Linked DNA regions of Mus musculus: all the other regions are linked to region 3. The links are chromatin loops, found by intact Hi-C in ENCODE. Cell type or tissue: heart. All regions are shown on one strand. Links, peaks and the distances in the headings refer to the core of each region. The heading gives the core; the rest is flanking DNA.

Region 1 (8,071 bases), core at 2,009-7,008, 610 kb after region 3:
CCAACCTTCTTCTCATAAGAACATTGGTTATTACAATGGACCCATTTAGGTAGTTGGATCTTCCCATCACAAGAGCTTTAGTTAACCACATCTGTAAAGTCCTACTCACGATGAGAGGTCACATAGTCACAGGTTTCAGGGATCATGATGTAGCTCTCTTTGAAAGAGGCCATTCACATCCCATGGTAGTTGCTTAATTATCTGGGGATGCCATTTATTTGTCTTTGTTACAGAAATGAATCCGGATGGGCTAATGTTTTTCCTGGGGTATTTTTTTCTTTTGGAATAGTTTTCTCTGCAATGCTAGCCTTTCCACATTGGAAAGCCTTTTTCTAAAGGGAGTGGGCAGGGGACAAGTGAAGCAACAAATGGATAACTCCACATTCCCCTGTCTGATTTAAAACTGCCTGGTCCAGTGGCCATTTCCCACTTTGCCCATCTATACACCCACACCCATGCATGTGAGTGCTTGCGCGCATGCACACACACATACACATACACACACACACACCACACCACACACATACATACAGACATACACAAATCACACACACACACACACACACAAATACACATACACGCATACACATAAACACACACACACACACACACAAAGGTAGAGATGAAAGAGTCTCTTAGTTTTTAATATTTTTCCAGTCTCAATCAACTTGCTCCCTGCTGGCTTTTCTGTATGATTTATTGGTACAAATCTGTGCTTCTGGTCTCATGCTCAGCCTTGACTGTGCACTTTTCCTTCAAAATTCTGTTTCTGTTCTTTCTATTCCTCTCTTTGGGTGGTTGTAAGGGACACTCCCTGCATCCCCGTCATTAGAATAAGCCATGATTACAAAGTAAGCATCCTTTTATTGTAAGCTACGCGTTCTTCGTAAGTGATGGTCCCTTTTAGAAACACACTACAAACTCATTTTACTGATTTCAGATTAAAAGAAGAAAAGCCAATGGGTGTGTCTAAACATGCCCATTTGTTCCTCTTCCCTGCCATTACAAATTCCGAGATGATTCAGTCACTTCCTCCTACGGTCACCATACCTTCTGGGACACCAACTGGCTTTCCCTTTTGGTTAGAAATGAGCGGAGGCTCTGTGCAATTTGTCCTCTAATCAGTCCTTCCACTTTTAGCAACAGGAACCTCCCAACAGATGTCTGGAGAGTTGAAGTCATGACATCACCTCATCACTGTTACAGGGGAAAGGAGTCTTTACCGCTGACCACCTCTCTGTGATCGTGTGTCTCTGGCCACAAGCTTCCACACAGTTCTGGACTCTTCCACATGGTTCTTGTTTCTAGATAATACTCCGACTTAAGTAGGAATGCTTAGGCTGAGAAAAGTTAGACTACTTTTCTAGCTTATCTAGCTAGAGATAAGCTTAGGTGTGCCTGCAAGTGGACCTGAAACAATTTGCTGCTCTTGGAAATACATCAGTAAAGGGCAGACCTCTGATGCCATTTCAGAGAGCTACATGCTTTTAGAAACGACTCCTGCCCGTAGGCATAAGGCGTGCCACCTGGCCTGTGGCTTTGCTTTCACCGCTTAGCCACCTCAACTAGATTAGAGGTGAGCACGTGACCTCAGCGAGATCAGCAGAGTGACCTCAGGACTTCCATGGGGGATGCTGGGATGACATTTTCCTATGCTGTCGAGGTGGACAGGGAGCACACAGGTCAGGGCTTACAGCCATTTTGAGACTCCAAGAAGAGCTCATTTGAGAAGGTGCCATCTCGTAGAAAGGGAATGAGAAGAACTCAGGTTTTTAGGGCATTGTTGACAGCTAGAAGGTCAAGTCTTCCGATTTTTAGTCTCTTGTCTTAAAACTTATTTTTCTAATTTCCATTTGAATGTATATATAAAACACATATATATAATATATTATATGTGTATATGTATATATGTAATATATATTGTACATACACATGCATATATGTATACATGTATATTTATATATATGACATGATTTTTTTGCTATAGGTGAGAAGGTTAGTGTGTAAGGAAAAAGACTGGAGAGGACAGAGGATGAGCTCTGAGCTTTGGCCATCAGAAGGCATTTTCATCGTGCCCTGTCTTGCTTCTGTGCATACAGTAGAAAGGAAAATGAGCAGATTTTTTTCACTGTATGTCAGACAGTCATGGTGGTACATGTCTGTTACCTCAGCAGTCAAGGAGAGACCAAAGGTATGAGGATGGAGATCTGCCTGAGCTACATAGCAAGATCCTGTCTCAAAACAACCAACGAAAATGTTGTATCTCCAAGAACAACTCCTGCTGCTGTAACCTCAGTCTGAGTCACAAGTGTGTCATGCCAAGGAGTTAGACAGTATGGGGACATTTAGTCAGAATTGGTAGTATGCAGAGTTCCATTTCCCTGCCGTCCCAACTGCTCATAAAAACCCCGTCAGTCATACAACCGTTCTAAAGATAAGCCTCTGAAACACCCTCTTTCAGGTGCCAATAATGGCTCCAAATCAGACAGAAATTTAATTTATAATCTTTCCCCAACAACTTTCCTACCTTATTTAAGTCAATCTTATTTTCTACAACAGTAAGGAAAGCAACTTGCAAAAATCTTAAATAGCTCTAGAGATGATCCAAACTGTTGCAGTGCCCTGAGCCCTCATCCAGGATCTGCATCTCCACAACTGGGGGGCTTCTTCATCTCCCCAATCCTCGGCCCACTCAAGCAAACTTGGCTTAATACCATCATCTGTATAAAAACCCAGGCCTGTTTCAACTCAGTTTCTGCTTACATATAAGGTTGTGTTCATGTATCTTACAGTCTCTCCCCAGCAGAGTATGCGCCCCTTCAGCCATAAGCCACAGCTTTACCGTGGAGGATAACCTAACCGATCTGTGTCCTTGGTACCTGGCACACATAGTAAGTCTTCAATAAAAGCTCATGTGGAAGGAATGTCTTTATTCAATGTTTGGCTACAGCTAGCACTCCCTGCTGACTTCGTGTTCCCTGCCATCATGTGCCTTGGGCCGTAGAAGAAGCAGACTTAAAGGGGGGATTCCCATAAATGGGATGATAGTTTCTCACAAAGCCAAGCATGGAATGTCATGTGATCTAGAAGTTCCACTCATAGGTATACACTGTACTTACCCTTCTAGGGTGAGCGTGCTTAAGTGGTGTGTGTGTGTGTGTGTGTGTGTGTGTGTATTTGTGTGTGTGTTTATTATTGTGTTGTGTATAAGATTTCTGGGGCATGTTTAGTGACTCTGAGTCTAACTTTCTTTCTTTGTTTTTATTCAACAGGATCTTATTATGATGCCATTCCTGGCCTTGATTTTACAGACCCCTGCCTGCCTCTGCCTCACAAGAGTGCCAGGATTACAGGTGTGAGCCACCATACCCCACTCTATGAGTAACTTTTTTTTTGAGAAATGCATAACTTTAAAAAGGACCGCCTAATTTTTCTACAGTGCCTGCAAGTGTTTTGTACTCCAGTAGTACAGGCGAGGAGTCTGTGTCTCCTCTTCAGAAGTAACTCCCCCCTTTTTTGTAAGTGATGGCCATCCCGGTAGCAAGGCCTTTTTAGGGTTTGATTTCCCCTAGGGCTAATGGTGTGGGTCATCTTCTGTTTTCCTTGCTAGTTCTTCATGTATATATTGTAGGCATTGTCCTACCCTCTGCCCATATTTAAGTTAGATTATTCTAATTAGTTCTAGTCTATTAGTTATCGCACCATAAGAATTCCTTACTCTTCAGGAAACTTTATATGTGGTTTGCAAATGCACTTTCTGCTCGAAAGTTGATTTTACTTCCTCAGTAATGTTCTTTGATGCACATTTTTATTTTTGATGACTTCAAATCTGTCTTCTTTTCCTCCTTCAGTGACCTGTGTGCTTTGGCCATCTGAACTCCAGGCTTCATGACCAGCTGAGTAGTTTCTTTCTCACTTCCCTGTTTGGAAGAACAAATGTAGCCAGCCACTGGCTAGTCGGTAACTGAGTCCTCTAAGGACAAGGACGGGATCTAAAGAGCAGAAATGCCTGAGAAAGAAGAGGTCAAGTGGTCAAACATGAGCCCCACCCTAGTACATGCTTTCAGCAAACCTGTGACAGAACTTTCCCTTGGGCATCACTTTCTGTGCATCCCAGAAAGTGATGCACAGGGAATGCCACAAGCAGCCCCAAGAAAATTGTCCTGTGCAGCCAATCTTACACCTGGCAGCTGGTGCCACCCAGTGGTGGATATGAGAATGACATGGGGGTAGTAATTCAGTTGGTAGCTAGGCAGATTCTGGGTTGATTCTTAACAGCCCAGGCTATTAGGAATAATGAACATAGATTAGCTAATAAGTCTGTAGTGAGATAATAGAGAGCTCTTCGGATATATTCCCAAGAGGTGCATAGCTGGATCTTATGGTAGATTTTCAGCTCTTTGAGGAACTGCCACACTGATTTGCACAGAGGCCATACCAGCATTAAGTGTTCCCTTCTTTGGCACTTCTACTTTTAATGTATGTCTGACCTAACAACTGCAGGCTGCTATCTTGAGGTTATTTCACAGTAGTGAAAGAGTTAATAGAAGGAAACCATGACTGTGGATTGGAGCAGATTTACCACTCAGCCTTCTGTTTGATCTTACTCTAAGATCTACATGGGAAAAAATTAATAATCATAAACTGATTAGAGGAGAGGGGAAACTACAATAAACAGACTAATCATTTAAAGTTTGTGTCCAGGTATTTGTTTCTCTAGGATCATGTTTCCACCTGATTCAAATGAGCTTTTCATCTGCTATTGGCAAATATCCACTTTCAATGAGTCTGAAGTAAAAGGGGGGTAGGGAGTCAAGATTTTGAGGAATCTCAAGATCAAAAGCATGGTGTATATTAAAAGGAGGAAAAGATAATGTATGTTATGTGACCTCATGAGTAGTGGGTCATGTGGCTTGTATTGTCTGCCTCACTCCTATTCATGTAGCTGTCAATGTTGACATAAGGTTGTCTGTGCAAACAAGCATTCCCAGGCAGTGAGAAATAAAACCACTGAACAGTCTCGTACTTTTAGACATGACTATTGAAAGAGAAGGTATATATACACCAGATCCCATTAGCACATCATAAAAATCTCCCCTGCAAGTCATATTTTACTCTGTGACTTCTAATTTTTTTCTTTACTCTTAGAATCAAGCACTAGGCTGAGCTTCCAGGATCAGCTTCCAGAACCATACTTCGTAACTTCTGCTACCATCAGAAGGTCCCTCACCACTTCTGCTGATCTCTGTGAAAGTGGGTTCTCCACATTCTGATTCTTGATACCCACAAAGCCACTGAGCCCTCAGCTGCAATTGCTATGAGAGCCCAAACATCTGCCTACCATGTTTGCTCCCAAACAGCCCCATGATGTGAACATTTGTCTTCCAAAGCTCTTAGGGGCATCTGCTTAGCATTAATTAAATCACACGAAAAACCCAGAGATGAAAGTAAGTAACACATTTCATTGTAGACTGAAAGTCGATGCCCCATGATTCATGCATTGAACCCTATTCCTCAATGTGATGGAATTAAGAGTTAACCCTTTGAGAAGTAATTAGGTCATGAGGGTGGAGTCCTCCTGAATGAAGTAATAAATATAAGGGGATACCCAGGGCAAGGAGATACAGTTTCAGGGGAGTTTCACAACTCATGCTGGAAGATGTGGACTCAGGGAGGGAAGAGCAAGGAGATGAGCCAGGTAAAAGCACCTCATACACAGAATTCCACACCATATATGGCAGGCTGTGGAAGTGAAAACTGGGTCAGAGGTAAAATAAAGGGCATTCAAGTGTGGAAGAGCCACACCAAAGAACAGCAGAAGTAGAGACAATGTAGGGGGTGTTTTGGCCTTTGGATAACAACTGTTAGTGCAGACGGTAGCTGACTTTCAGAAGATAACTACAGAAAGAGCCTGGAGCCCAAAATAGCAGTTGCACAGAGGAAAATGACCTCTCTATCCTACTACTATTATTTAATTTTCTCTGAACACTGTAAACACCTTCACGGAAAGATGGAAGCTGATGTGAACAAAAAGAAGAGAAAAAAAAAAAACCTCAACTAGCAAACTGCTTCCAAATGCATTAGTTCTAGTGTGGAAACAAAAATAACATGAAATAGCAAACAACATGTTTTCAAGAATCACTATTCCCATAATACTAGACCCTTAGTAAGAATGACCTGGGAGAACTTTCAGACAATTACTTCAGAAGAATGATTCTGTGTTTGACAACTCAAAAAATGTATATAAATGTACTCAAGAGAATAAAAACAAAGAGCTGAATGAAGTGAGGATGACAGTTTAAGACAGAAAAACAAAGTTCAATATAGAAATACAGTTATTGAAGAGAAGGCAAACTGAAATGGTGCTGAAAGCAAGAAGCTCAATAAACCTCAGTGGGAAGCCTCACTAATGGAATGGGGCACATTTAAAACACTATTGGGGTTTGAAAACAAGATAAAGGATAGGGCAATGATAACTCTCTCTCTCTGTCTCTCTCTCTCTGTCTCTCTCTCTCTCTCTCTCTCTCTCTCTCTCTCTCTCTCTGTGTGTGTGTGTGTGTGTATGTGTGTGTATGTGTGTTTGTGTGTGTTTGTGTGTGTTTGTGTGTGTTTGTGTGTTTGTGTGTGTGTGTGTGTGTGTGTGTGTGTGTGTGTGTATTTGTGTGTGTGTGTGAAGGCCAAATCTTCTACTTTGGGGCACAGAAGAAGGAAAGTCACATCAAAGGCATAAAAATAAACTCACAGAAGAACATTCACCAAACCTGAAGAAGGAGACACTCATCCAGAGACTACAAAGCCTATAGAACACCAAATATACAGGATGATATAAGACACTCCCCATAGCATTCTATAGTTGAAACACTAAAATACAGAATAATGAAAGGTATAAAAAATAAACTGCATGAGAGAAGTGTCCAGTCACTTACAAATGCAGGTCCACCAGAAAACATTTAAGTGCATTTATAGCCAAAAGGACTTGGCAAGATTATTCTAAGTTCTGAGAGATCACAACTGCCAAAACAGGCTATTATACCTAGCAAAACTATCTATTATAGTTAATTTAAATGTTACATGGTTAAAAGCAGACTAAAGGAGTTTGTGACACCTAAGTTACTCTAAAGATGATAATTGAATAGGACTGAAGAGATAGACAAATGCACCAAGGAGAACGCAAGGGATTAAGAAGCAATAGAAGGTAGTTAAACAAAAGAGGTACAAGAAAACATTAACAAGAAACAAAATGAGAGGATAACAAGAACTTTTAAGATTAGTGATCTCAACTCCCCAGTCAAAGCCTGACTAGTAGATTGGATTAGAAAAAGGAACCCATCTTTTTTGCTACCACCAAGAAATACATATCACTATCAAAGATAGAGACCACCTTAACATAGAGATCAAAAAAGTTATTTTAAACAAACTAAGAAACAAGAAAGTATAGGTAGTCTAATGTTTAACAATCTAGACTTTAAACCCAAACTAGTCAGAAGAGATAAGGAAGGTCACTCCATACTGATTAAAATAATAATAATCTACCAAGAGGAGATTACAGTTCAAAAACATTTCCACAAAACATGGGCATACCCAACTTCATAAAATAAATATTACAATATATGAAAACACAGATTAATCTCAATACAATGATAGTGGATGGCTTTAATACACCACTCTTAACAATAAACAGGTCAACTGGTCAAAAACTAAGCATAGAAACATTGAAGTTAAATGTCATGATATGTTAAATAGTTCTCACAGATATCTACATATTATTACATTCAAACACTTTATATTATACATTCTTATCTGCAGCTCATGGAACTTTTTCTAAAACTGATCACATAGTAGGACACAAAGAAAGTCTCATCATATACATGAAAATTAAAATCAGATTTTGTATCCTAATTAATTATAATGAAAAAAGTCAGATATCAATGATAATAAAGAAGATTGTTTAACACTTGGACAAATTAACCAAAACAAAGGAAGAGAAGACCTAAATTAATAAAATTATAGGAGAAATGAAACATTACAAAAGGTAGCAATAAAATTCAGAAAATAATAAGGACATACCTTA
Region 2 (8,071 bases), core at 2,009-7,008, 220 kb after region 3:
TACTGGTTAGTTCATAATGTTGTTCCTCCGATAGGGTTGCAGATCTCTTTAGCTCCTTGGATACTTTCTCTAGCTCCTCCATTGGGGGCCCTGTGATCCATCCAATAGTTGACTGTGAGCATCCACTTCTGTGTTTGCTAGGCCCCTGTCTTAGTTTCTATTGCTGTGAAGAGACACCAGGACCAAAGCAACCTTTTTGTTTGCTTGTTTGTTTGTTTTTGTTTTTCGAGACAGGGTTTCTCTGTGTAGCCCTGGCTGTCCTGGAACTTATTCTGTAGACCAGGCTGGCCTCGAATTCAGAAATCCGCCTGTCTCTGCCTCCCGAGGGCTGGGATTAAAGGCGTGCACAACCACAGCCCAACCCAAAGCAATTCTTATGAAGGAAACATTTCATTGAGGCTGGCTTACAGTTTCAGAGGTTTAGTCTATTATTATCATTGTAGGAAATGTGGTGGCACACCAGCAGACATGGTCCTGCAGAAGGAGTTCTACACCTTAATCTGCAGGCAGCAGAAGGAGCCTGTTACTGGGCAGAACACAGTTCCTCCAATAGGGCCACACCCACTCCAACAGGGCCACACCTCTTTTTTCTTTTCATTAATTATTTTACTTTATATCTGATCTAAACTTCCCCTCCCTTTTCTCCTTCCAGCCCCCCACTCTCCTCTCCCCTCCCCATACCCCCTCTTCTCTTCAGAGAAAGGGAGTCCTCCCATGGATTTTAACCTTCCTTGGCATATCATCAAGTTGCAGTAGGACCAGGTGCATCTTCTATTGAGGCTAGACAAGGCAGTTAGGGGAAAAGTACCCGAAGGCAGATGGCTGAGTCAGAGACAGCTCCTGTTCCTGCTGTCAGGGGATCTACATGAAGACCAAGCTGCATGTCTGTTACATATGTGTAGGGGGCATAGGTCTGTCCTGTGCATGCTCTCTGGTTGGTGGTTCAGTCTCTGTGAGCCCCTGTGGGCCCAGGTTAGTTGAGTCTTCAGGTTTTCTTGTGATGTTCATAACCTCTCTGGCTCCTTCAATCCTTCTTCCTCCTCTTCCGTAAGATTCCCTGAGCTCCACCTAATGTTTGGCTGTTGTCCTTTGCATCCGTTTCCATCAGTTGCTGGGTAAAGCCTCTCTGATGATGGCTATGCTAGACTCCTGTCTGCAAGTACAGCAGAGTACTATTAATAGTACCAGGGATGGGCTCTCTTTCATGGCATGAGTCTCAAGCTTGACCAGTCATTGGTTGGTCATTCCCTCAATTTCTGCATCTTTATCCCTGCACATCTTGTAGGCAGGACAAATTCTGTGGCTGGGTTGGTGTACTAACTCCTCCCACTTCTGCCTCCATTGGAAGCCTTGCCAGGTTATAGGAGGGAGTCATTTCAGGTTCCATATTCTCCATTTCTAGGAGTGTTATCTAGGGTCACCCTCATAGATTCCTGGGAGTTTCCATTGTCCTAGGTTTCTATCTCATCCCAGAGATGCCCCCACCCCCCACCACCACCACCATGCCCTGACTGCACTGATTCCGGTTCTCTAGAGGGTTCAAGTCTAGGGAAGACAGAGAGGGAGTGGTGGTGAGAGAGGACCACACCTCTTAATAGTGCCACTCACTCATATAGGCCAAGTATTCAAACTCATTAATTTATGGATGCTATTCCTATTCAAACCATCACAATCACTATAACAAAATAAAGCAGACTGCTTTAAAAAGAAAGGCATGTTTTGGCTCATGGTTCTAGTGATACAAGTCCTAGGAAGGCAGTGCTAGTATTGAAGGCATAGAGCTTCACCTGGCAAGGGACAAGGGTACTAGAATCTGCCAAGAACTGTCCTCTGGGCCAAACAACTGCTCTTTGGGGAGTTCAGCTATACCCCCTTGCCAAAAGTTTATCCCAGTTGTATTGGGTGTTTACCTCCTCACGTAGAGAGGTAGGAAGGGCTGGGAGACCCTCACATGAGTATCCAACACTCTCTACTATCTCTTGTATGCAACTCTTCCTAAATCGCATGTGATCTCAGGGCTGGGCTAGAGTAGAGAGGCTGAGAAAAACATGAGGAGGGAGCTTAATCTACATGGCTCCCATCCTTGCTGGGTAAAGGTTTTCCTGGTGTGACCTGTTGGAGAGGGAAGAGCTCTGAAGCCCCTGTAAGAATCTACTTACTTCTGCTTTATAAGGAAGCCCAATACCCTTCTTTGGTGTATTTAGAGTGAAGTCAGGCAGAAGCCTGTCTTGGTTTGTCAGGGTCTTAGAAGGGAACCTGTAGGTAGACAAGCGTGGCTTCTAGGGACTGACCTATTGTCCTCTGGCTCCTTCAGCAAGCACAAAGCATAAGGAAAGCTCTGAAAAGGGACATGAACCTCGAACTCCCAGATTAAATGATATTCTCATGTGTGACCAATTTATCGATCTTGGCATATTCTACCATCTCACAATGGGGATTAAACTTCAATACATGAAACCTTGGGATCAAACAATATCCTACCCATTGCAATAGACAATGGGGAGGCACCCTGGGGAGGCATCCTGGTGCCCTGTGTGAAATGCAAATGGGTCTCTAAGGGACAGAAGTGTGGGCAGCACCTGAACAGAAAGACAGCAAGGCAGGGCAGTAGGTGGAAGGTGAGGTGTTTTGTCAAATTTGCCTTTCTTTTCTCAGTGAAATAAGCAGCAGGGGTTTTGGCTCAGAGTGTGTTTGGAACCAGGAGGGTGTCTGAGGACAGAAGGTGCAATCTAGTTATTTCAGAGTGTGGGAAAGGAAAGTCCCTGGGGATATGCAAAGGGACAGTGTTGTGAGCCCACTAGAGACCATAAATTTAGAGTGGTAACAGTTGGCCTCGATATTTTAGTCCAGCATGGCAGGTTGGAGAGAAACTGCGTCTTGCCAGGAAGTTCCAGGAACCAGGTGAGGGGTGCATGCATAGAGACTATGATGTCACAGCTAGGTAGGAGGGACGTAAGAACAAGATTGAGCATTGAAAAAGGAGATTGGAGGCCACAACCAAGTTGAAGAATTGTTCTGAAAGAAGTGTTAGTTGGTGTCTTAGTCAGGGTTTCTATTCCTTCACAAAACATCATGACCAAGAAGCCAGTTGGGGAGGAAAGGGTTTATTCAGCTTACACTTCCACATTGCTGTTCATCACCAAAGGAAGTCAGGACTGGAACTCAAGTAGGTCAAGAAGCAGGGGCCTATGCAGAGGCCATAGAGGAATGTTACTTACTGGCTTGCTTCCCCCTGCTTTCTTAGCTTGCTCTCTTATAGAACCCAAGACTACCAGTCCAGGAATGGCACCACCCACAAGGGGCTAGGCCCCTCCCCCTCTGATCACTAATGGAGAAAATGCCTTACAGCTGGATCTCATGGAGGCATTTCCTCAAGGGAGGTTCCTTTCTCTGTGATAACTCCAGCCTGTGTCAAGTTGACACACAAAACCAGCCAGTACGGCTGGGAAGTACGGTGCAAGGCTAAGAGTTCAGAAATGGAGGTAGTTTCTGGTGTTGCAAAGGTCTAGGGTACCCAAATAACAATGGAGTGTTTCAGGGTTGAGAATCTCAGATGGGCAATTTGCCTACCTGAATGCTAACCCCACTAACAGTGTTAACAGCTGGGAGGGAAGGCTGTTAAGTGTGTGGGACTTTCAGAGCATGAAGGTGAGCGAAAGTCAGAAGACTTTCACAAGGCGCCGGGTGGAGCTAGCTTAGCCTGGGGGCAAGGTCTAAAGCTGCAGAGGGAGGGAAAGGAAGAGGCAACTCACAGCGAACAACACTAATGCTAACAGGTGCTAAATTCCACTCCAGAGGCCTCATAAACTTCGTCCTCTCCTTGGGGGGCTAAGAGGCCACCCAGGGTAAAGGATTTATTCAGGGTCCTGGGCTGGGAAGGAAACGAGAAACAACCAGACCTTTTATTTCCCTTTCTCTGTTTCCTAAATGCCAACAGTGTTTTGGATATTTAAAAGGACACTTAAAATGCCCTTGTTGTTTCTGCCTTTGAACGACCAGTGCCGCTCAAGGACAGGGCGGTGGTAACCATGGCAGTGAGCAGAGGGTGGTGAAGAGGTGGTTTTTAAAATGGGGTGAACCTCAGACAGGCGGCAAACAGAGCTGGAACCTCTTGTCTTCCTTGGGGCCCTTTGTTCATTCAGCTTAACTGTAAGGAAAAGCTGAATTCTTCCCTGCAGGGAGGCAAGCTTAAAAAGAGAAGGGTTTGCCTCTCTCGAGGTGTGTCCCTGGGAATAGATTTCGGGGGGTGGGGGAGCACTAGGAAAATTTGGGGCAGCTGGCACAAACAGGGCACAAACAGGACAGTCTGGGATGGCAAAGAAACTAGCTGTCTTGCCTCCTGGGTACAGAGTTCTTAGGACCTGTCAGCTGTCTCGCCACCTCTCCCCAGACAGGTGGCCGCTCATGGGGGTGGCCTAGTATTCCAGCCAAAAAGGCTGCCAGGCCCAGCCTTTGCAGGAAGGTTTGGGGTGGGGGGAAGGGTAGAGGAGACAAGAGAAGGAGAGAGCTGACGCACTGCTGGATTAGGAGCTTTAAGAGCCTTCCCTTCCAGGACGAAGACGCGCCCCAAGCGGTCACAGGGCAGGGCAGGGCAGGGCAGGGTAGAACAGGGCAAACTGGAGGAGGCACATGGGCGCAGGAAAAGTCCCATGACTGCAGTGTTTTGCGGCAGGTTTCCCAGCTGCTGTAGGCAGAAGGGAGGCAGTCCCGGGTGATGGGCGAAGGGAGGGAGAGGGAAGAAGAGGGAAGTAAACAGGAGACCACGGAGAGAGCCAGTTCCCGGTGTTCAGAGAACACCAGCCGCCTCCGGTCCCGGTGGGTGGCTGTATGTGTGGAAATGAAACAGGGAGTGGGAGGGAGAGTGAAGAACAAGCATACACTTTTTTTTTTTTTTTTTTTTTTTGCCTGTCATCCACTCACCTCGTCTTCCCGACCCTGCAGCCCACGTCCCTACTGGGGTAGGGGTGGCAGGAGGTGGGAAGGAGATTGCTCGCCAGGCACCCACCCCTAAGTACAAGCAACTGTCGCTGAATCAGAACTGTCTCAGCCGCCTGTCACCTGCGCTCGCTCGGGAGGGGCACATGGCATCAGACTTGGGACTTGCGACGAGAGGGGGTGGAGGACCCAGCAACGGGCCAGAGCGTGGGGTGTCTCCGGGAACTGGGAAAAGCTGGGAGTGACTATCTCCAAACATCTAGGGGGACATCGGGGAGAATGGGTGGGACTAGGGGCTTAAGGGGACTTGGAAGCAGGGGGAGGGGATGACAGAGGGCGGGAGTGTCCTGCAGTGGGAAGCACCGGGGAACGGCGCCGGGGCTGAGGGGCGGCTGCTGCTGCCGCCAGTGCGCGGGGTTATGCGAGGTAACCGAGAGCCTGGAGGAGGAGGGAGGCGGCGTGGGCCGCGGGCCGGGGTGTCTGGCGCTCGTTGGACAAAGAGATGATGAAACGTGAGCGCTATATTTACCAAGGGGGTGGAGACGGGTGGGAGGGGGGTAAAAAGGACAAACTGTTCCACAACAACCACAGGAAACACAGCCCTTCTGACTCACCCAGAGGGCCGCGCCGACCCCAGCGCAGCCTTAGCCTCGAGGCAGAACCATACTCGGGGGGCGCCAGCACCCGGCCGAACCCTGGTGCTCTGGCTGGGGATGCATAGGCTTATAAATGAAAGGGACACCGGGTCGAAATACTGCTTGAGTGTGTGCATAGCTTTTGTGGGGTAGGGGAGGGCAAGGAACGACATTAATTTTTTTTTTCTTTTTAAGCCGGGTGGCTGGGTCATCGTAGGAAAGATGTGGCTGCAGTCGTGGAAAGCACGATTCCTGCAAAGTCATCTCCACTCGCACAGCCTGGCCGGCCAGCCCGCCCCGCCCAGGGACAGCAACACCAGCCACCCCACCTCTCTTTTCCTCCCCCACCCCCGCGCCTTGCACGCAGGGCCCAGAGTTGGGGTGCGGTATGGACTATGTTTAGAAGCTGATGTCATCGCGACACCCTACTCTGCAGTCTTCCCAGAGGGACCGCAGGGCAGGTTTTCCTGATCTTCGAGGATGTGGGGGTGGAAAGTGGCCTGCCTTCTCAGCACACCTCACACCCATGGTACCTCAGGGATTAAAAAAAAAAGAAAGAAAGAAACATCGCTAGAGTTACGAAACAGGGAGGCGCGCTCACGTGGAGCGTGCGAGCCCAGTGGCTAGCGCCCCAGGGGCCAGCAACCCTCCCTCGTGGCTCCACCTCCACCTCAGGTGTGGGGGGGCTAATGTCAAGGTTAGCTCACGTGGGCGCGGGCGCCCGGAGCTCCTTGCACGAGTTTGGGGCGGATTCCTCGTCCCCCAATCTAGGGCAGTTTGTTCAACTGCAGCAAAGAGAGCTTGATGTTCCAGCAGGGAAGGGATTTCTGAGAACTGGGACTGTCCTCAAATGAACCTGCCTCCTCCGGCTGCTGCGGCGGCGGCCGCCTGCGGAAGACTTTTTAAAAGGGCGATGCCAGGCCCAGACGCTCGGCGCGCAAGTGGCTGAACCGCCCGCCACTCTGCGGCCGGAGCCGAGCACCCGCCCCGAGCGCCACGCGGGGCTGCTCTGAGCTCAGGGGGCTGCCGGCTAAACTTATCCTCCTGCATATGCATGAACGGATGGCCTTTCCGCTCCGCAATGGAGAGGCCTGGGGTTTTGCGGTAGGCTGCTTAGTGGAGCAAGAGTAAAGTAGGGCGTCGTGGAAGTTTTCGCGCCGGAGCTCCCCGCCCCCTCCAGACACTGGGTGTTAACTCAACCTGGCTACAATCGGTTCGCCAGATCCGGCTTTATCGGATTGTTTCAAATCCAGGGACGTCGCTCTAGTGAAGAGCCCACCCCTTCATTCCTGTCTCTATTCTTCCTAAACTCACCACCTTTCAGCAAAACGAACACAGCTTTCCCCAGTAGGCCCTTTATGTGCTCTGGGTGAGATTCCCTAAAGCTGCTGAGCTCAGGCCGGGAAAGGGCGAGGTGAGGATCTATCCCAATGTGAGGTCTGACACGTGATCCTCTACCCCCAGCGGGCCATCTGTTCTTTTTCCTTCCCGCCGGGAGGCTGGCAACTTTGTCTGGGCAAGGTCCACGCCTCTCAGCAGGAAAATACCGAGAAAAGCCAGAATCGGCAGAAACCTGTATCTACAGCATGTGACTTTAAGCTGAACTTCGGGCCTAGAGCTGGGACCATACTTGGCCATCTGTGTTTTAAACTAAGTGCCAGGTGATTAGCCCCACCCAACAAGATGGGGGAAGCCCTGCTTCGGGCTCAGTCTAACTCTGTCTCCAGAAGAGGGGCCCAAGAATCGGCAGCGTTAGCCTGGAAACACCTTACCGGGGTTTACCTAGGAAAAAGAACAGATTCTAAGCCTCTAGGCCACTTCCTACAGAGCCGTGTAAGAAGGGGGTGGGGGTGAAATTATGAATTAGGAAAAAAATGGCATGCTAATTTTAGCTTTTGGGAGGTGGCGGCAGGGAGTTGGAGGCTAGCCTAGGCTCTGTTTTTTGAAATAATTTTGAGGGGAAAAAAAGCATTCTCGTTAAGTACTGGCTTTAAGGTTCCCGAACCTTCACCGTAAGGTGACACAAGCAGATGAGGCACTGTTCTGAGAGAGCAAATCTTACTCTAGTGTTCCCCCTTCTCCATTTCTGTGTGAGACAGAGTCTCACATACCCCATAATCTCCTTTTCTCTTCCTCCCTAGTTCTGTGACTTCAGGTACTACAGGTGTGACATTCTACAGGCCCACCCTGGCCTCTAGGAATTTTTATAAACCCCTGCATCTCGGGAGTCTGAAGAGACTGCAACTGTGTTAAATCTAATCCTATCAGTCCAGTCCGCAGATAAGAAAATGGCTGGGAGAGGTGAAGTGAGGTCACAGATCTCATTTAAGGCAGAAGAGGCCTTATAGCCTTCACATTAATTCTACTGGGAAGCCTTGTAAACAAGGCTCACTGTTCTGGCTACAGGCTAATAAGCCATAGCCATGGGAACTTGGAAGATACAGCATAGGGTAGGGAGACTGTGCAAAGGAAAATAACATGTACTAGAAACAGTTACAATC
Region 3 (8,071 bases), core at 1,823-6,822:
CAAATAGGTCCACCTGTGTCCCTCTGTGCTGTGTATGTGACACCATACAAGTTACTTACGCATTCTGTCCCTCGCTTCTATAAGATATGGATAATAATACCACCTACTTTATGAAGATTAATGTGAAGTACATAAAGCACTTACAATAGTCTTTGGACCGGTGAGTACAGTGTGGGAGTAACTAGTGTTATTATTCTAGCTTAAGTCACATTTCAGAGAGGCAGTCAGGGCCAGAGTCATCTGTCCACTCAGCACCACAAGCATCACTTATAGAGCAGACTATGTTTAAGCAAGGTTCCAGATGCTTCGCAAATGACCTCCCTGAGGCTAACAGCAGCTTCATCAATAGAACATCTGTACCTCCTTTGCATGCCCACATCTGCCCTTTTCCTTCTATTCTTCTGATTCAGTTGACACAACCAAAAATGGAATAAAAAACTAGAGCCAGAAAGAAACTCTGCTCCTATGGTCTACAAACTAAAGCTCTTTTTCTTTCTTTTTTATTTCATTTATTCTATAGTGCCATGCCTCAAATCCAGTGCCTGAGGCGTGTTAGGCAAGTGTTATACCACCAAGCTACAGCCCCAGCTTGGCTTTGTTTGTTAGTTTTGTTTTTACCTTTAAAAAAAAAAAAGATTGAAATAGCTTTAAAAATAATAGAATAGCTTGTGAAATATGGAGTTCAAAAATTTCAGTGTTTATTATACCTGGCCACACATGTGCTAAAACAAAATAAAGTTAATTATGAGCACACACACACACAAAAACCAACAACAAACAAACCCTCTTGGCCTACACAACCACCCTGTGGACTTTTGCAAATGTTAGCAGATTCCTGGTCCAAGCATAGGAGAAACTGATGGGAGGAATTGTGTAAAGAATTAAGCATCTCTTGGATGAACACTGGCCCTACTTAGCTTTCCAAGCCTTGGCTTCTTCATTGGTGCTCAACATTCCCACCATTTGAATTCCTTGATCCTCTTGGTCCCCACTGATTCAACTCAGACAATTTTTAGCTCCAATGCTTTTGCCTCACAAGTACCCTGGCCAGTGGCTCTCGGCCTTGGCACCTCCATAAGATGATCACTGGAATCACCCAAGCCACTTTTGGTTTGAGGTTTTGTCTTTGTCTGTGCCACAGTTGTACCTAGACGAGTGTCAAGATATAATGGTGGTGTCAGGGGTACCGTTGATTCACATTAAAAGTCTACTCAAGTTATAAAATGAAGGAAAGAGCCCATTGGTAGATAAGACAACATCTCTATGGTTCCACATCTCATATCTCCTAGCTAGGCTGTGGCTTCTGCCACATAACTTGCCTTTACAGCCCCAAGGTCACCCAATGTCTTCAGCTCCTCAAATCTGCAGTCCTCCTACCCACAGTCTGCCCTGTAGTTTGCCACATGACCCATCAAGGCATACAGATTGGGATCAGCTCACTCTGGGTTCCCGTCCACAGCCCCTGAGGCCAGTCAGGGCCTTGCTCATCTAGGAGCATGGCCTACAGGAGGTTTCGCTCAACTGCCATTCCCCTTGGGGTAAATTTTCTTATGCAAGAGCGCCACAAATTCCTTCCTTCCCACGTTGACATCAGTGAATCTTTCAGGAACAGACTCCAAGCCTTGGCCCTGAGGAGTATAACTCATAACTAGCATTTCAGCCAGTCACATCAGGACTCAAACTCCAGATGCTGGAGCCTCAGGAGGATTTGATCCACTCTGGTACACAGCAGGCCACACACCCCAGGCCTTCCCATAAACTGCTTTATTTTCTCTTGGTTTATTTCAAAGAAGCAGAAAGCAAACTGGAATATTCCAACCATGGTAGGACAAGATGACAATACAGTGGAAAACAGGTAAAGAAGCTGACCACTGCAGGTCATAAACACCAGGAAGACATTATAAACTCAGGAGAGAGCAGAAGTGGAGCCTGGAGATTACGTCTAGTCAATTTACACTGTAGTTTGACCAACTTATAAGTATATCGCTGTCTTCCTTTCTTTCTGGTGGGCATTAATCTACCTGGCAGGTATGGGGGGGAGGATTAAGTATACATTTGTAATGTTTTAGAAATAATTTTTCAACAATAATTTAAAAATTAATAACATTTGAAAGTAAGTGTCACCCTAGCATGGAAAGCCAAGTCTATACGTAAGCAAGAACAGCCCTGATAGGACAGGTTCTTTTCTAAGTCAGAACACCAGAACACATACAAAAACACACACACACACACACACACACACACACACACACACGTGAACACATACACATGAGCATACACACATATGAACACACACACATGAACATACATACACATGAACACACACATGAACACAAACACGTGAACATACATACACATGAACACATATACATGAAGATATACACACATGAACACATACACACATCCCAACAGCTGGTGACAGGCACACAGATTCATACACAGTGACAGAAAGCTCCAAGGTTGGGCCCCAGAGGCACGTATCAGGGTCACAACTAACTTCAAAAACCAAATGATTTTAACTATGATAGCCTATTTTAAACCTACGTGGGGCAGAGATGGCTGAGCAGGTAAGGAATCTTGCCATCAGCCCAGCGACCTGTGTTCGCTCCTCAGAACCCACATGGTGGATAGAAAGAGCAGCTTCTGTGAACTGTCCTCGGGCCCCACAGGAATGCACACAGAAAACTAATATTTTTTGGTATCTAAGACTCTACATCTCCTTTGCCATGGGTTCCCTGCTTGCTGACCTTGCTCTGTGCTGCCACAGTGCAGCGGGCTCACCCGGGGCCCCGCTCCCAGGCCTCTGCAGTTAGACTACTTACTGTATTGTATTTCCTTACAGCTGGCGTATATTGGATACCTGATGCTCTTCAACTACATCGTGTTAGTGAAGATGGAGCGCTGGCCTTCCACTCAGGAATGGATTGTCATCTCCTACATTTTCACTCTGGGAATAGAGAAGATGAGAGAGGTAACAAAATGAAATAATAAATAAATGAAATAATAAATAAATGAAAACGGAAGGGAGATGTTGGCTCATCGACTCTGGCGAGGGAGAGCCAAGAGGGGAACGTGGGGTCCAAATTAAGCCCCAAACTGTGTTCTGGAGAGTTGCTAAGGGCTGCTGCTCTCCTCTGTGTCAAACCTAGAGAGGTATCCTAGAGCAATTAAGTCTATTTCCTGCTTACATGCTTTTTGCTCCAAGAGTTCTCCAGTGGGCTTCGATATCATTTACACCTCTGTCTTCTCATCCCTGTGAGGATGACGCTGTAAATTTTGCTATTCTTAACTCCCATCTCAGCCTCTTACTTGGGATCTCCTTGGGCATTGTCCACCAATCCAGTGTCACCTCTCCAAATGTATTTCAGCAACTCGCCATCAAGCACAGTTCCCTGAGTTCAATGCCCAGAACCCACACGGTGAGCAGGGAGAAACAACTCCTCTGCATGTATCCTTTTGTTCAGTTTGTTTTTGAGTTGGTTCCTTCTTGATGTCTATCCTGCACATGCTGATCGTCCGCCAGCCTTCCACCCCTAGGGAGCATCATGGAGGCTGGACACACAGTTGTGGTATTTCAAGTTGAGGATGTAGTAGTTCTCTCCTCACCTACCACCAGACAGCCTAAGAAATGCCCACCCCTGTGTGACATGTTTGAAGTCAAAGCTAACCACATGGACAGGATATTTTATTCAGTGCTAAAAAAGAAATGAGTCATGAGGCTATGGGAAAATGTAGGTGTGTAATCATAAAAAGAAAAAAATCTGAACAGGATATATTCTTTATGATTCCAGACATGAAGTTCTGGGGAAACTTGTGGGGGAGCACTATGGGACCAGTGAGATAGGTGGTTGCCGGGGTAGGACTTTGGAATGATGGTAGGTGAAGGCTAGGGCTTCTAAGGGCACAAAAATTCTTTGTACGCCTTTCTAGTGATGGATTCAAATTGTTCCACATAGGTTCAAACCCATAGAGTGTACCCTGATGTGAACTGTAGTCTCTGAGTGATAATGTGTCAACATCAATCCACCACTTAAGACCCTTTGTAGGGATCCACACTTACCATGGAAAGTGCCTTCTGCAAACTTAGTACTGCTCCAAACACTTAAGTTTTAAAGAGAAAGAAAGAAGAGAAGAGAAGAGAAGAGAAAAGAAAAGAAAAGAAAAGAAAAGGAAAGGAAAGAAGAGAAAAGGAGAGAGAGAAAGAGAGAGAGAAGGAAAACAACAAGAAACAAAAAAAGAAAGAAAGAAAAAAGAAAAAGGAAAAAAGAAAAAAGAAAAAGAATAGCTAACCCCAGCCGCCCTTTTGAGTCCAAGCTTCTAAAAGCTCTGTGGTCAAGAAACAGTCCACAAGAGGGCGCAGCAATCCTGCCCAGTGCGCTCCACAAACTCCAACCTCACCAGAGAAAACCTGCCCGGAAGGAAGACAGCAAGGTGAAGCGACTCCTCTGCTTGTTCCCTGGAGCTGCAGTGAGTGGGCGGGGCCGTTTCAGTAGGAACCGTTCCTGTCAAGGCTGCGGTTCTGGGAGCCCCGGAACAATCCTGGTTTCTTCATTACAGTGGGTGGGTACGGAGGGAGGCAGGGCCAGTTGTTAAAACCTACAAGCCCACCTTCGTCACCCAGACAGCTTCACAGACTGAATTTCATCTCTGGGATGGTTTCCAAAGAAGAAAGATGTGCTATCTATTAAACTTAACTGCACTGAGATTTACATACACACACACACACACACACACACACACACACACACACACTTTGCATTCAGCACCTTTCTCTGGAGCTGTTTGGGTGCTATTTTCATTCTAATTAGCATTCCCCCATCCCAGAAGCTTGAGAGTGGTGTACAAGTCTCAGTCTGATTAGAGACTGGATTAAATGACTAGGGGACCAAGGTAGGAAGATGTCTGTGTTGGTGCGGCCAATTCTCTGCACTGGGTTCTGCCATTCAGAGGGCCTTCCGTTTCTTGAACAGTACCATGGACTTGTAAGCTGAAAAAACAGAAATAAATTTGCCTGGGACTTTGTGTAGCTCTGAGAACTGAGCCCGCTTCCGCTAGGAGCCCTGCCGCCTTGTGATGCCAGCCAGTATTCTGGAGACTCAATACCCAGCCACATATTCCTTCCCCATCACAAGCAGAGGAGGGAAAGACTGGAGTGTGGAGACTGGAGTCTGTCCAGGACGAGGCTGGAAGAAGACAGGGAGCAGCCTGTACTCCGCGGACTGTTCTGGATTAGCTGCCAAGTGGGCAGGCGGCCAGCAACCTCCAGCCCTGGCTATCCATTTCTTAGGAAGCTGCGCGTCACGGCAGGCAGGGTGGGGCTTCCGATGCCGGGTCAGGACCGGGTCAGCTGAAGAGTGCTTGTCTCTGAGGAAGATGTGGGGAAGTGAGGTTGTGGCCATTTTTGTGTGTGTGCCTGACCTTTTTCTCTGCAACTGGTGAGGTCGCCTTTCCCCCTACCCCCATGTCTTTACTTTGAACTCTGTAAGGAAGGGCTCAACTATGGAATGGGTGACAACTCCCACAAGCACTGGCCTTCCTGCCTCCTCGTGGTTGGTACACAAGCCCTTGGGAACTCAGATGCTAGATCCTGGAAGGATGGAAAATTTTGCATGCTTCCGTGCCTCCCAAGCAAACACGAGGAAGGCTGTGGTTTCATGTGCTGCCTTCCCATTCTCTTTAGCGCATACTTCTGCATGTAGTCACCAGAGCCGGGCCACAGTAAGCCCTTAATACTATGGAACTGTTTACAGCGAGCCTTAGTAGACATTATCTCACCCAGTTCTCCCACAAGTCTATGAGGGCAGCGGCAGCCATGATCATCACATCCACCCACCACCCACCCTCCCACCCCCCCCACCCCCGTTTACAGGTCTGGGAAACAAGATTGAGCAATTGTTTGGTATGCCACAACCAGAAAAAAGTGAGCTAGGTCTGAAACCTCTTGGGTCGTCTGAAATTCACTTCCCTTTCCACTCTCCCATGATGCTCTACTGCAGTGGTTCTCAGCCTGTGGGTTTTGTTCCCCCCCTTGAGGGTAGAATGACCCTTTCACAGGGGTTGCCTAAGACCCTCAGAAAATGCAGATATTTGTATTATGATTCATAGCAGTAGCAAAATTGCAGTTATGAAGTGGCAACAAAAAATGATGCTATGGTTGAGAGGGTCACTACAACATGAAGGACTGTATTAAAGGGTCACAGCATCAGGAAGGCTGAGAACCACTGGTCTACTAGATCCCAGGATTCTAAGGCCCGTGTTAAGGGATGGCTTAGCAGTGATGGCGCAGAAGAGGAACTCAGCCATTTACTCCTGGTTCACACCAACTCCCTCTTTATCTCTCTAGCTAGATAGATAGCTTAGGAAATGCAGTATAATTTACCTGTAATGAAAGGAACCCATGCTGAAGTGCTGTTTGATGGTCCTTTGCTTACACATACAACTCTAATCACCAACGATGTCATGGTTTAGGTTTTTAAAGAGCACATTGTGTGTTGTTGCTCAGGAAATAAATGGTAGGCTGGTGGCCACAGTGACGACAGGCATGCCATTAGAAAATCGGTGCCACCATGTGCCTTATCTAATGGGACTTAGACTTCAGTGGCAACCATGGGGGTGGAGAGAAGCCATTAATGGGGTTGTACTTGCAGGTGATGCAAGAGAGGAATGGGAGGTGTCCTGTAGGAGTGGCCCATGTCCTTCAGTGCTGAAGAGCTGTTTACTGAGATAAAGATTTTGTAGCTCTGCAATGTGTTGGGAATACATAATGTTGTAGCAAAAGCCTGCAGTGCCTCAGAATTGCCAGACAATACCAAGGATCAAACCTGTTGTTTACATCTGCTTCCAGACTGTGTGCACCTGGATGACCTAAGCTTAGCTCAATTGTAAATTTGTAGCATACAGGTATTCGAGTAGCCAGATAGCCTCCTATGTCCACTAACGGACAAAGAAAGCACTTACCAGCTGAGCTGAAAGTATAGGAGAAGCCAGACCTAAGCCCTCTCTGCTGCCTCGTAGATCCTGATGTCGGAGCCGGGCAAGCTGCTGCAGAAGGTGAAGGTGTGGCTTCAGGAGTACTGGAACGTCACAGACCTCATCGCCATCCTTCTCTTCTCGGTGGGAATGATCCTTCGTCTTCAAGATCAGCCCTTCAGGAGTGACGGGAGGGTCATCTACTGTGTGAACATCATTTATTGGTATATCCGTTTGCTGGACATCTTCGGCGTGAACAAGTATCTGGGCCCATATGTGATGATGATTGGGAAAATGGTAAGCAAGGTCAACTGGTTCCGTGTTACCCATTCACAGAGGCAGATCCATAATCGTAGACAGAGAAATGTGAGTCATCTGGATTTGCTACCAAGGTCTGCAGGAGATGGCCCCAGGGGTGTTTGAGTTTTTAAATTCCCTTTGAGTGTTTTGTGAATTTGACTATAATTGCTATATAAAGACTAAAGAATTTAATCACCATCCACCGATTTACTAACTGAAGCATATGGAAAGATCACCTGCATTACGTCAGGCACAGGCTTACGAGTAGAGCAAAGCTGGGCAGTGGTTCCATAGGCCTTTGATCCCAGCACTCAGGAGGCAGAGGCACACGGACCTCTGAGATCAAGGCCCCTTATCTACAGAGCTAGTTCTAGGGCAGCCAGGGCTACACAGAGAAAGCCTATCTCCAAAGAAAAAGAAAAGTTGGGCAAAAATGCCGTTTTGTGAGATTGGGGCAGAAGGAGAGGAAAGGAAGTACTTTGCATACAGGGTGAAAGATGCTCAGAGAGACCTACAAAGTACAGAAAGACCACAGGTAACAGTGGGTTCACTCAGGATGCTCACAGAGGCCAGGCTTGGAGGAGGACTTGGGCTCTGTCTTAGTCAGGGTTTCTTTCTATTCCTTCACAAACATCATAACCTAGAAGCAAGTTGGGGAGGAAAGAGTTTATTCAGCTTACACTTCCGCATTGCTGTTCATCACCAAAGGAAATCAGGACTGGAACTCAAGCAGGTCAGGAAGCAGGAGCTGATGCAGAGGCCATGGAGGGATGTTACTTACTGTCTTACTTCCCCTGGCTTG

The links. Peaks named below come from ENCODE experiments on the same cell type or tissue, not always from the same donor. Only the 100,000 strongest peaks of a DNase experiment are listed, where the experiment ranks them.
Region 1: it touches region 3 in a loop (4-fold over the local background); 22 of 42 quality-filtered maps call a loop at or near these places.
Region 2: it touches region 3 in a loop (16-fold over the local background); 16 of 42 quality-filtered maps call a loop at or near these places.

The regions. Positions count from the first base shown.
Region 1 is chr19:23,519,720-23,527,790 of GRCm38, forward strand. Gm34012 (a long non-coding RNA gene) reads left to right here. Exons shown (of 3, transcript XR_386614.2): 2 at 2,793-2,891; 3 at 3,273-3,333. Among named protein-coding and RNA genes, the nearest start is that of Gm34012, 27 kb to the left of the region's middle. In heart, for the core only: a CTCF peak has its summit at 4,206 (motif pointing left); a DNase peak (open chromatin) is centred at 4,192.
Region 2 is chr19:23,129,594-23,137,664 of GRCm38, forward strand. It overlaps 2410080I02Rik (a long non-coding RNA gene), which reads left to right and starts at 4,905. Exons shown (of 2, transcript XR_386610.3): 1 at 4,905-5,361; 2 at 5,766-7,518. In heart, for the core only: CTCF peaks have their summits at 4,581, 5,592 and 6,504; DNase peaks (open chromatin) are centred at 4,658, 5,398, 6,198, 6,368 and 2 weaker places; H3K4me3 peaks cover 2,632 bases; H3K27ac peaks cover 1,992 bases; H3K27me3 peaks cover 2,615 bases.
Region 3 is chr19:22,911,589-22,919,659 of GRCm38, forward strand. It overlaps Trpm3 (transient receptor potential cation channel, subfamily M, member 3), which reads left to right. Exons shown (of 26, transcript NM_001362491.1): 20 at 2,843-2,971; 21 at 7,015-7,266. Among named protein-coding and RNA genes, the nearest start is that of Gm52388, 11 kb to the right of the region's middle. In heart, for the core only: CTCF peaks have their summits at 4,348 (motif pointing right) and 5,158; DNase peaks (open chromatin) are centred at 4,453 and 5,263; H3K4me3 peaks cover 1,277 bases; H3K27ac peaks cover 1,448 bases.